Regions from separate parts of the Homo sapiens genome. Here region 2 is linked to region 1. A link is an interaction called in ENCODE POLR2A ChIA-PET data of the cell type or tissue named here. Cell type or tissue: CD4-positive, alpha-beta T cell. All regions are shown on one strand. Links, peaks and the distances in the headings refer to the core of each region. The heading gives the core; the rest is flanking DNA.

Region 1 (5,375 bases), core at 85-5,084:
TGTCCCTTGTGCCCTAACTTCTGTTGACACCTTCATCTGGTGCCCCTGACATAACCCTGGGGCTCCTGAGCCCTGGGACATTTGTATCTAGACAACCACGAGCCTAACACCCTAAACAGACACAGGCATAGACACACACACACACACACACACACACACACCCAGCACCAAAGCTGCTCCTACCCCAGTCACACTGGAATTAGATGAAAACCCCAGGCTTTGGACTCCTTGGCTGTGAGGGTCTTCCTGGAAAGAGCCAGGTCCAGCTGCATTTTCTCATACCCTGAAATCGCACCACTACACCCCAGCCTGAGCAACAGAGCCAGACTCCATCATTTAAAAAAAAAAAAAAAGTACCCAAAAGAGTTCCAGAATAAGATAAAAATGGTTTACATACAATCTCGCTATCTGGGAATATAAAGTGCAGTTACTAAAAGCAGGGAATCTCTTTCCTGAAACTATTTCTAACTCTGTGAGGAGCTGCTAGATTCTACAGTGCCTGACAGACAGCTCTCAAGGGCCGTTTGGCTTGTGAATGGCATTTCCAAGGCAAACATCTTGTTTGAAAGCTGCTGCTCTGGTTAAAGAAGGGTCATGAAAGTCTTTTTTTTTTTCCAGTTATTTGGGTGAAGTATGTTTTTGCGAGCAAATTTACCTTTCCCTCTGCGTTCTCCACATTTTGGGTTGTGATTTTATGACAATATAGTTTGTATATTCAACTTATACATATTTATAGTGTTCAGTAAGAGCCTTTTAAAATAAAACAATTGAACACATTGGTTATTTTCACAAGACTCTAACCAAAATAGTATATTTTTAGGTAAAAACCCAGGAAAATTAACTCAAAAGTAGCCTATATGGCCGATGAATTCTTGCTGCATTTTATGCAAATTATCAGGCCAAGTGTAATAAGCCTAAAATTGATTTTGCACACAAATTGGTCTTACTGTAATTTCTCTTTAATAGGAAAAATAGGGGGCTACAGACCAACCAGGATCTTCATGAGGACCAGTGAGCACAGGAGTAGGAAAGGGGTCACTAGCATCACTGAGATGCAGGTGGTGGCCATTCCTCATAGAAAACGAGATTTTTGGGGAACCTCCCATAGTGCTGAGCTCCATAGTGCCCACGGGGATGACAGAATCTGAGAATGGCTGGGACCAGGACTTTTGTCATCAAAAGCCAGCTGGAGGGTATAGGCAGTAAAATTGGAATGCAGCAAAGGGAGGCTGACCTGCAAAGCACTAGGAGGGATCTCATAAAACCTGTTACCCTTAGAGGCAAGACAGGTGGAAAAAGAGTAAGTATGTCACTTAGTAGACATAATCAAGAGGAGCAGAAAGCCAAGGTCAGCTGTCCGCCATAGAATGTCATGATCCCTTGCTCAGTGAAGACCTGAGACAGTCCTCACACCACTATATGTTTTTCTTTTTATAACCTTTATTAAAATACAGTTTATTTTTTCATTTACTTGGCACATTTGTATAATTGTGAAATTGTTTTCTTAGTAGTTTTAGTTACATATACTCAGTATAATGTTAGCTTTTAGGAACCCCTCTTTAGTAAAAATAAAACAAAAACGTAAGCAATTTTAATTGGTAGGAGTTGCAGAGCCCACAGCAAAGGACAGAGCTGTGGAAAATGTCTGACTCTTCCCAGCACGGAGTCGGGCCGTGGCTCCTTTCACATGTCCCCAGACCTCAGCTAGAATTGAATGCTCTAAAACAGACAGGCCAGATGATTATTTAAAATGTTTTGGAAACAGTTTTTGACCTGCAAATATTTAGTAATGGCAATATTTCACATGTCTCATGTGGACAAAATGTCTACATTGTGAAGATATTTTTCTTTTACTTTACTAATAATTTTTAAAACTGACTTTATTGTTTTAAGTTTTGTAAAGTCACATGAACTAAAAGGCAATTGAGTTAACGTTTCAATTTTTCTGATAAAGACTTGATTGAAGTGTTTATTTTTAAGCCAATGAATGAGAGATTTATCATATATTTTGAAGTGAAACGCTATATACACATGACTCATCTAAATATACAGACTGAGGTCAATTTTATAGATTTAGAACTTTTTTTATTTGTTGGGCTTTTAATATTTTTTAAAAGCTTTACATCCTTTATTTTTGATAATTTGTGATTTCCCTGGTGCAATTATTTGGAGCCCACAGCAGTTGGGATCTGTGTATGCAGCAGAGGGTGCCCCTCCAAGCCTCTGGCTCTCTAAGGCCTCCTTCCATTTCAAGGGTAATTAAAATAAGGCTGATTGTTAGGGATTCTGGTGTGATGAACCCCAGCCCTCTCCCACTTCTGGGGGCTAAGTGTTTACATGCCATCGCCCTTTGTTCCCCTACTGGGCCTCACATCACCTTCTTCCTCTTCTGGACTCAAATCTCTCTCTGCTTCCCCTTCCTAAGGACACTTGGGATTTCACGAGGGTCTAGCTAGATAAGCCGGGAGAACCTCCCACTGTTAAGATAATTAACTTCCTCACATTCACAAAAGCTCCTTTGCCACAGAAAGTCACTCTCACAGGCTACAGGTCATAGTTCGCAGTTACAGGAACTTGAAAATATTCTGCCTTCAAGTCCACCAGCTTTTGTAAAAAGCATCTGTTTCCTGTCCTGTGTAGTTGAGCACACTAAAGTCTTGTTCCCTTAGTCATTCCTCCTTCTGCTGCCCCTGTGGGGAGGGTCTTGCTGCCTGTACCCACCTCTGACATTTGCACTCTTAGACAACATAGCCGCTAATTTGTTGGAAAGGCGTTAAATTAAAAAAAAAAAAGTGCTATTTACCGCCTCCCTCTTTGACAGAAGACTGTCTGTCAAAGTAACCCCGCCCCAAGTGACTTTTTAAGGGGTGGCTCACCAGGAGGGAGTCAGAGCAGAACTTGGACTGAGTCCTGCAGGACACAGGTATTAGCTTTTCTCTTTTATTTGCTTTATGTTTCATTTACTTCTTTGGATCGAATAGCTCCAATTGTATTGCTGTTATTTGGTTTTTCATTTTGTTGTTGGGTTTTTTGATGTGGTGTTTTTTTGTTTTGTTTTGTTTCTTTTTGTCTTTTTAGAAAGAGGGTTTCCCTCTATTGCCCTGGCTGGAGTACAGTGGTGGAATCACTGTTCACTACAGCCTCCAACTTATTCCTGGGCTCAAGCAATCCTTCTGTCTCCATCTCCTGAGCAGCTGGGACTCTAGGCATTTGCCACCGTGCCCAATTTTTTTTTAATTCCTTTTTAAAAATATTTTAATCCTTTCCGGAAAAAAATATGTTTTCCATGGACTTGCTTATTTCCTTTATACAGTCCATTGTCGTTGAATTCTTATTTGAATTTGTGATACACCCTCTCATAGGGAACATAACAAATTTCCTCCCACAGCAATTAATGACGAGTGCGATGAGAAGCATAATGACAATGATTAACTTGATAATTAAAAATCTAATCAACCAACTGTTGATGATTGTACTAAACAAAATAATTTCATTTTTACACAACCAGTTGTATGTGAACTATGTTGAAAACAGGATGCATGACTGGCGGCCAGAACAAAGAAGTTTGGTTTAATTTCTATCTATACACCCAGTAAAATATCTGTAATACCACTGGAAAACCTTAAAATACATTATCTATTTCTTGTAAAAGAATGATGAAATGTGAATTTGAACAGCATAAATATGTACAAGTATCTCTTCTCAACGGAAAAAATTATGTTTGTGGATGAAATATGAACCGAGTTTGTGGATGAAATATGAGCAGCATGAATATGCACAGATATCTCTCCTCAATGGAAAAAATCACGTACAAAATATAAGAACCCAGTTTGTGGATGCGTGAATAATGATAAATTGAGGCCGGGCGCGGTGGCTCACGCCTGTAATCCCAGCACTTTGGGAGGCTGAGATGGGCGGATGACCCGAGGTCCGGAGCTCAAATCCAGCTCGACCAATGCGGTGAAACCCCATCTCTAGTAAAAATACGAAAATTAGCCGGGTGTGGTGGCGCATGCCTGTAATCCCAGCTACTCGGGAAGCTGAGGCAGGAGAAATGCTTGAACCCTGGAGGTGGAGGTTAATAGTGTGCCCAGATCGCACGACTGCACTCCAGACTGGGTAACAGAGTGAGACTCCGCTTCAAAAAAACAAAAAACAAAGAATAATAATAATAACGATAAATCCTATATGTTACGGTAAAAATCTTCATGAGAACAAATTTACTATCATTTTTTCTACTGAATGGATGATCATGAAAAGGAATTTATTTTTATTTCGTATGATGGACTGAGCATCATGAAAAAAAATACTACCTTTTGGATTGTTGAACTTCCATCCTGAGAAATTTACTATTGTGCTGCATGCTGCAGTGATGATCTTGTGATCTCAGCAATGCCCATGGGGCAATTTACATCGGGACTCGTTTCATCTCTAGACCTTCACTTACCTGAGAAAGACAAGTGTCTTTTGATAAATAAAATATTGTTAAATGCAATGTTGCCTCATGATTTTTTTTTTCTTTTCCTTTTCCTTTTTTTTTTTTTTTTTAGATGTAGTTTCACTCTTCTTGCCCAGGCTGGAGTGTAATGGTGCGATCTTGGCTCGCTGCAATCTCTGTCTCCCAGGTTTAAGTGATTCTCCTGCCTCAGCCTCCTGAGTAGTTGAGATTACAGGTACACACCACAATGCCCAGTGAACTTTGTATTTTTAGTAGAGTCGAGGTTTCACCATGTTGGCCTCGCTGGTCTCGAACTCCCGACCTCAGGTGATCCACCTCCTGGGCCTCCCAAAGTGCTGGGATTACAGGCATGGGCTACCACGTTCAGCCATGATTGTTTCCAGGGTGATTTGCTACACATGTTGGGGTGAGTCTCTGGGTTGTGTGCCGAGCAGGGGAGGCTCTCAATATGGAGAGAACCCGTGAAGTGGGGGAGGAGGTTTCCATGGGGTCTGAGAGGCTGAGGGCCATGAGCCTGCCTGGGTTTAGGAAATGGGAATGTTTCACAGGGTGAACTTGGGGTTTGAGTCCTGAGGGTGTTTGAGAACTTTTTTCTTCAGGAGGGGAAGCTTCAGGGGAAATAAAGACAATCCTGGATGCCTCAAGGGGCATTTCCTAATTTCAGAAAAATCAAACCAGGAACAGTATGAAAATGGCCTCCTTGAAGACGGTGTTCCCTGAGTACCTAGAACCCAAAACCGGTCAGTTGGGGAGGAAGCCTTCAAGGGCCACATTTTGGCTGGGAAGGAGGACAGTGAAGCTCTACCGCCAGGCAGGAAGCCCAGCCAGTGTGTTCCCAGACCAAACTCAGGGTCTGGCTGCTATTTCTCACGGCCCAATAACGAGATGCAGATAAACTGGGGAGGAAGAGAGTTTT
Region 2 (5,341 bases), core at 342-5,341, 200 kb before region 1:
GATTCAAATGTTTGATAATATCCCAAGATTTCCACTTCTAGAGCCTGAGAAGCTTTAGAAGACTAATGTTCTATAAACCCAAGAGTCTGCCATGCCGCACCTAGATGCTGCAGGTACCCAACATCTGTGTAGAATAATTTTCTGGGCCAGGCACAGTCGCTCACGCTTGTAATCCCAGCACTTTGGGAGGCCGAGGAGGGTGGATCACCAGAGGTCAGAAGTTCGAGACCAGCCTGACCAATATGGAGAAACACCGTCTCTACTAAAAATACAAAATTAGCTAGGTGTGGTGGTGCATGCCTGTAATCCCAGCTGCTCGGGTGGCTGAGGCAGGAGAATCGCTTGAACCCAGGAAGCAAAGGTTGTGGTGAGCCAAGATGGTGCCATTGCACTCCAGCCTGGGCAACAGGAGCAAAACTCCATCACACACACACACAAAAAAAAGAAGAATTTTCTGGGGCTGGATAGTCCACTCCAGGGACTGCAGAATAAAGCTGAATTCCCCAGACTCCAAGAAGCCAAGCTAACATAGGACAAAGTTCTCTCACTGTGAAAGTCTGAAATCTACCATCCTATGAGTTAACATTCCCTCTGATATGGATTCTAGCTCATAGAAACTGCTAGAGCCTCCAGCCCTTCCAGATGCCCCAGTCCTCTTGGAAGCTCCCTATCTTCTAGAGCAGTGCTGTCCTAAAGAACTTTCTGGAAATGTGCTTTATCTGCAACATCCAAAATAGTAGCTGCTAACCACATGTGACTATAGAGTACTAGAAATATGGCCAGTGAGAATGAGGATTTCTTTTTCATTTTTATTTTTTTGAGACAGAGTCTCGCTCTGTTGCCCAGGCTGGAGTGCAGTGGTATGATCTCCGCTCACTGCAGTCTCCACCTCCTGGGGTCAAGCGATTCTCCCACCTCAGCCTCCCAAGTAGCTGGGATTACAGGTGCCTGCCACCACACCTGGCTAATTTTTGTATTTTTAGTAGAGATGGAGTTTCGTCATGTTGGCCAGGCTGGTCTTGAACTCCTGACCTCAAGTGATCCACCCACCCTGGCCTCCCAAAGTGCTGGGATTGCAGGCATGAGCCACCACGCCTGGCCTATATATATATATTTTTGAGACGGTCTCGCTCCATCACCCAGGCTGGAATGCAGTGGTGCAATCACAGTTCACTACAGCCTCGACCTCCTGGGCTCAATCAATCCTCCCACCTCAGACTACTGAGTAGCTGGGACTAGAGGCACGCATCACCATAACAGGCTAATTTTAGTATTTTTTGTAGAGACGAAGTTTCAACATGTTGCCCAGACTGGTCTCGGACTCCTGGGCTCAAGCAATCTGCCTGCCTCGGCTTCCCAAAGTTCTGGGATTAGAGGTGTGAGCCACTATGCCTGGCCCTAAATTTTTAATTTAATTTTAAACAATTTAAATTTTAATCAAGCTAAATGTGACTAGTGGCTGTCATATTGGACAGAATGATTCTAGAGCCCCCAACCTTTTCAGAGATTCCAACTTTCAAGAATCCTGTGTCCTTAAAGAGTCCAACTCCTAAGATTCCAGCCTTCTAAGTGTTTAACATCCTAGGATGCAAAGAGTCTGAACATTTAAAAGTGCTCTAGGTTCCGGGTGCAGTGGCTCACACCTGTAATCCCAGCACTCTGGGAGGCTCAGGTAGGAGAATCACTTGAGGGCAGGAGTTTGAGACAAGCCTGGCCAACATGATAAAACTCTGTCTCTACTAAAAATACAAAAATTAGCCCAGCGTGTTGGCACATGCCTGTAATCCCAGCTACTCGGGTGGCTGAGGCAGGAGAATCACTTGAACCCAGGAGGCGGAGGTTGCAGTGAGCCGAGATCACCCCATTGTACTCCAGCCTGGGCGACAGAGCAAGACTCCATCTCAAAAAAAAAAAAAAAAAAAAAAGAGGCCAGGCGCAGTGGCTCACGCCTGTAATCTGAGCACTTTGGGAGACCGAGGCAGGTGGATCACGAGGTCAGGAGATCGAGACCATCCTGGCCAACATGGTAAAACCCCATCTCTACCAAAAATACAAAAATTAGCTGGGCGTGGTGGCGCACACCTGTAATCCCAGCTACTTGGGAGGCTGAGGCAGGAGAATCACTGGAACCCAGGAGGCGGAGATTGCAGTGAGCTGAGGTCATACCACTGCACTCCAGCTTGGCAACAGAGTGAGACACTGTCTCAAAAAAAAAAAAAAAGCGTTCTAGGATTGTATGGTTTGTGTTCTTCTATCCTTCAGGGACCATCTAGGTGGACCTTGTAACCAGCCGACCCACAGCCACCCCCTTGGTCACAGCTCACCCTCTCCAGCCCATGCCCTGACCTTCCTTCTGGCTCATGTCCTCACCTGGTACAGCTCCACGTGCTGCTCCACTTTTAACTTGAGCCTCAGCAGACGCAGCTCTGCCCGGGAGAGCAACACGGGTTCAGGTACCGCTTCTCGGAGCTCTGATGTGTTGAAGAACATATATATGCTGTGTGTACTCTGCTTGAACTTGTCATAGATTTCTAGCAGGGAGAAATGAAGGGAGGCGATCAGGGGTTTGGCAGAGGTGAGGGGAGCTGGTGCTCCCAACTCTAGGAGTTTTGGAGCTGACAGCTCTGGGGTGGAGTCAGTCTCTGATACCTTTTATTTATTTATTTATTTATTTATTTATTTATTTATTTATTTAAATGAATTTTTTTTTTTTTTTGAGACGGAGACTCGCTCTGTCACCCAGGCTTGGAGTGCAGTGGCGCAATCTCTGCTCACTGCAACCTCCGCCTCCAGGGTTCAAGCAATTCTCCTGCCTCAGCCTCCCGAGCAGCTGGGACTAAAGGCTCATGCCACCATGCCCAGCTAATTTTTGTATTTTTAGTAGAGATGGGGTTTCACCATGTTGGCCAGGATGGTCTCGATCTCCTGACCTCGTGATCCACCCGCCTCGGCCTCCCAAAGTGCTGGGATTACAGGTGTGAGCCACCACGCCCAGCCCTGACTGTGATACTTTTTAGCTGTGTGACCTTGAGGAAGTGGTTTCTCCCCCTAGGTTTGTTTCCTCCTCTGTAAAATAGGTCCTAACCACATTCCTCTCTCATGTAGCATCATCTCTCAAGTCGACTAAGGCTGGCACCAAGGGGAACCACTCTGTTTGCTCTGGCCTTCCTTGCCCCAAATGCAAGAGCCCCTAAAATGCAGAGTAAGGATCAAAGGCACAGGCTTTGGACTCAGATAGTGCCTCTGCTGCCTCTTGGCTGTGTGACCATGGGCAGTTAACACCCTCTTTCTGAATGTCAGTTTCCTGTTATTCTTTGAAAAACAGCAATAACATTAAGCTCCCTGCATTCCCACACAGACTCTCCTAATTTAAGCGCTGTGTAACCTTGGGCAAGTGAATTCCTCTCTCTGAGCCAGGTGTAAGACAAGACAGAGTGACTCTAGAACCCATTCCAGTATTATAGTGGGAAATTAGATGACCCAGGTCAAGCCATGTGGCACCAATTCTGCATACACTGGTCACTCAATCATGTATACGTCTAAGAGTGCTGGCTGGGCGCAGTGGCTCACGCCTGTAATCCCAGCACTTTGGGAGGCCGAGGTGGATTGATTACTTGAGGTCGGGAGTTCGAGACCAGCCTGGCCAACATGGTGAAACCCCGTTTCTACTAAAAATACAAAAATTGGCCAGGCATGGTGCCGGACGGCTCTAATCCCAGCTACTTGGGAGGTTGAGGCATGAGAATCGCTTGAACCTGAGAGGCAGAGGTTATAGTGTGCCGAGATTGCGCCACTGCACTCCAGCCTGGGTGACAGAGTAAGACTCTGTCTCAAAAACAACAACAACAAAAAACCACAAAACAGCGCTATTTACCAGATGCTATCTAAAGCACTTTACAAAGATGAAGACATTTAAACCTCACAACCTTATACTATTATTATACCCGTTTAATAGATGAGAAACTGAGGCACCGAGATTAAGTAATTTGCCCCAAGGTCACATAGCTGCAGACTGGGATTCAAACTCAAGCTGTCTCATTCCAGAGACTGTGCTTTTTTTTTTTCTTCCCCCAAGAGACAGGGTCTCACTCTGTCCCCCAGACGGAAGTGCAGTAGCACAACCATGGCTCACGGCAGGCTGGAACTCCTGGGCTCAAGGGATCCTCACGCCTCAGCCTCCCAATATGTTGAGATCACAGGCATGAGCCACCACACCCACCCAGCTAGAGACTGTGCTCTTAACCCCTAAGTGATTCTTCTACTTATTTTTATTATTAGTTTTCCACCCTTAACTCCCTTCCCCAGCTGGTTAGGGAAAGTGAAGTTCATTCTGGGTAGGAATGGCTGTAGTGGGGAGAAAAGGAATTAAGGTGTTTTCTTTTCTTTTTTTTTTTTTTTTTTTGAGATGGAGTTTCTGTCGCCCAGGCTGGAGTGCAGTGGCGCGATCTTGGCTCATAGCAACCTCTGCCTCCCAGGTTCAAGCGATTCTCCTGCCTCAGCCTCCCAAGTAGCTGGGATTACAGGCGCCGCCCGCCACCCCGCCCAGCTAATTTTTGTATTTTTAGTAGAGACCGGGTTTCACCATGTTGGCCAGGCTGGTCTCCAACTCCTGACCTCAGGTGGTCCACCCACCTTGGCCTCCCAAAGTGCTGGGATTACAGGCGTGAGCCACCGCGCCCAGCCAAGGTATTTTCTAGTTTAGGAAAAGTTTGGGGATGGGGATGAGGGAACAGGCCATGAACTGCTGGATCAACTGGGGCAACTGCTTCCAGCCTCCCATAGTGGGGGTGTGAAAAGAGACTGGTGAGAAAGGCAGAGGAAACCCCTCCCCTACGGCCCCCTTCGATCCTCCTCCTCCTCCCCAGTCTCCCTCCCCACCCAGCCCCAGTAAGCCCTATTCTTGGCCCGGAGGTTACTCAGCAAACCCCAAAGGAAAGGCAGAGCCTTGGCTGGGGAAGACAGATAGGGAGGAAGACAGAGAGGAGGGAGAGGAAGGGTTGGAGGGTGATGCAGAGAGGGAGAGGCGGGGAGATGTCAGAGACGGAGACGAGGCAACAGGACCGTGGAGGAGAAAAATAGAAAGGGAGAGAAAATAGTCGGAGAGACAAAAACCAGGAGACCCATGCGTGGACAGAAAGACTAACGGAGACGAAAAGAAAGAGGCAGATGGGGAGACACGTGCGAGACGAGACACATGTGCATTTGTTGGGGAGAAGAGGATTGGAGGTGTCAGTGTTAAAGGAACCTCTACAACGAAGGTGAAGCCACGGAAGATAAGGTAAGGCTGAGACTTGGGTGCGGAGTGCGCGTCATTGGGCTGGAGCTGTAAACTGGCGCAGAA

What was found. Peaks named below come from ENCODE experiments on the same cell type or tissue, not always from the same donor. Only the 100,000 strongest peaks of a DNase experiment are listed, where the experiment ranks them.
Region 2: POLR2A ChIA-PET joins it to region 1 with 5 read pairs; 4 of 35 experiments call an interaction of 5 or more read pairs at or near these places.

What each region holds. Positions count from the first base shown.
Region 1 is chr19:41,546,630-41,552,004 of GRCh38, forward strand. It overlaps a transcript of CEACAM21 not described here. Among named protein-coding and RNA genes, the nearest start is that of LINC01480, 14 kb to the left of the region's middle. In CD4-positive, alpha-beta T cell, for the core only: no CTCF peak of the experiment used is centred there; a DNase peak (open chromatin) is centred at 2,852; H3K4me3 peaks cover 3,286 bases; H3K27ac peaks cover 3,139 bases.
Region 2 is chr19:41,345,925-41,351,265 of GRCh38, forward strand. TGFB1 (transforming growth factor beta 1) reads right to left here. Exons shown (of 7, transcript NM_000660.7): 2 at 2,371-2,531. Among named protein-coding and RNA genes, the nearest start is that of TGFB1, 5.3 kb to the right of the region's middle. RefSeq lists an enhancer at 5,127-5,226. In CD4-positive, alpha-beta T cell, for the core only: no CTCF peak of the experiment used is centred there; DNase peaks (open chromatin) are centred at 2,421, 3,127, 4,161 and 4,887; H3K4me3 peaks cover 2,356 bases; H3K27ac peaks cover 2,042 bases.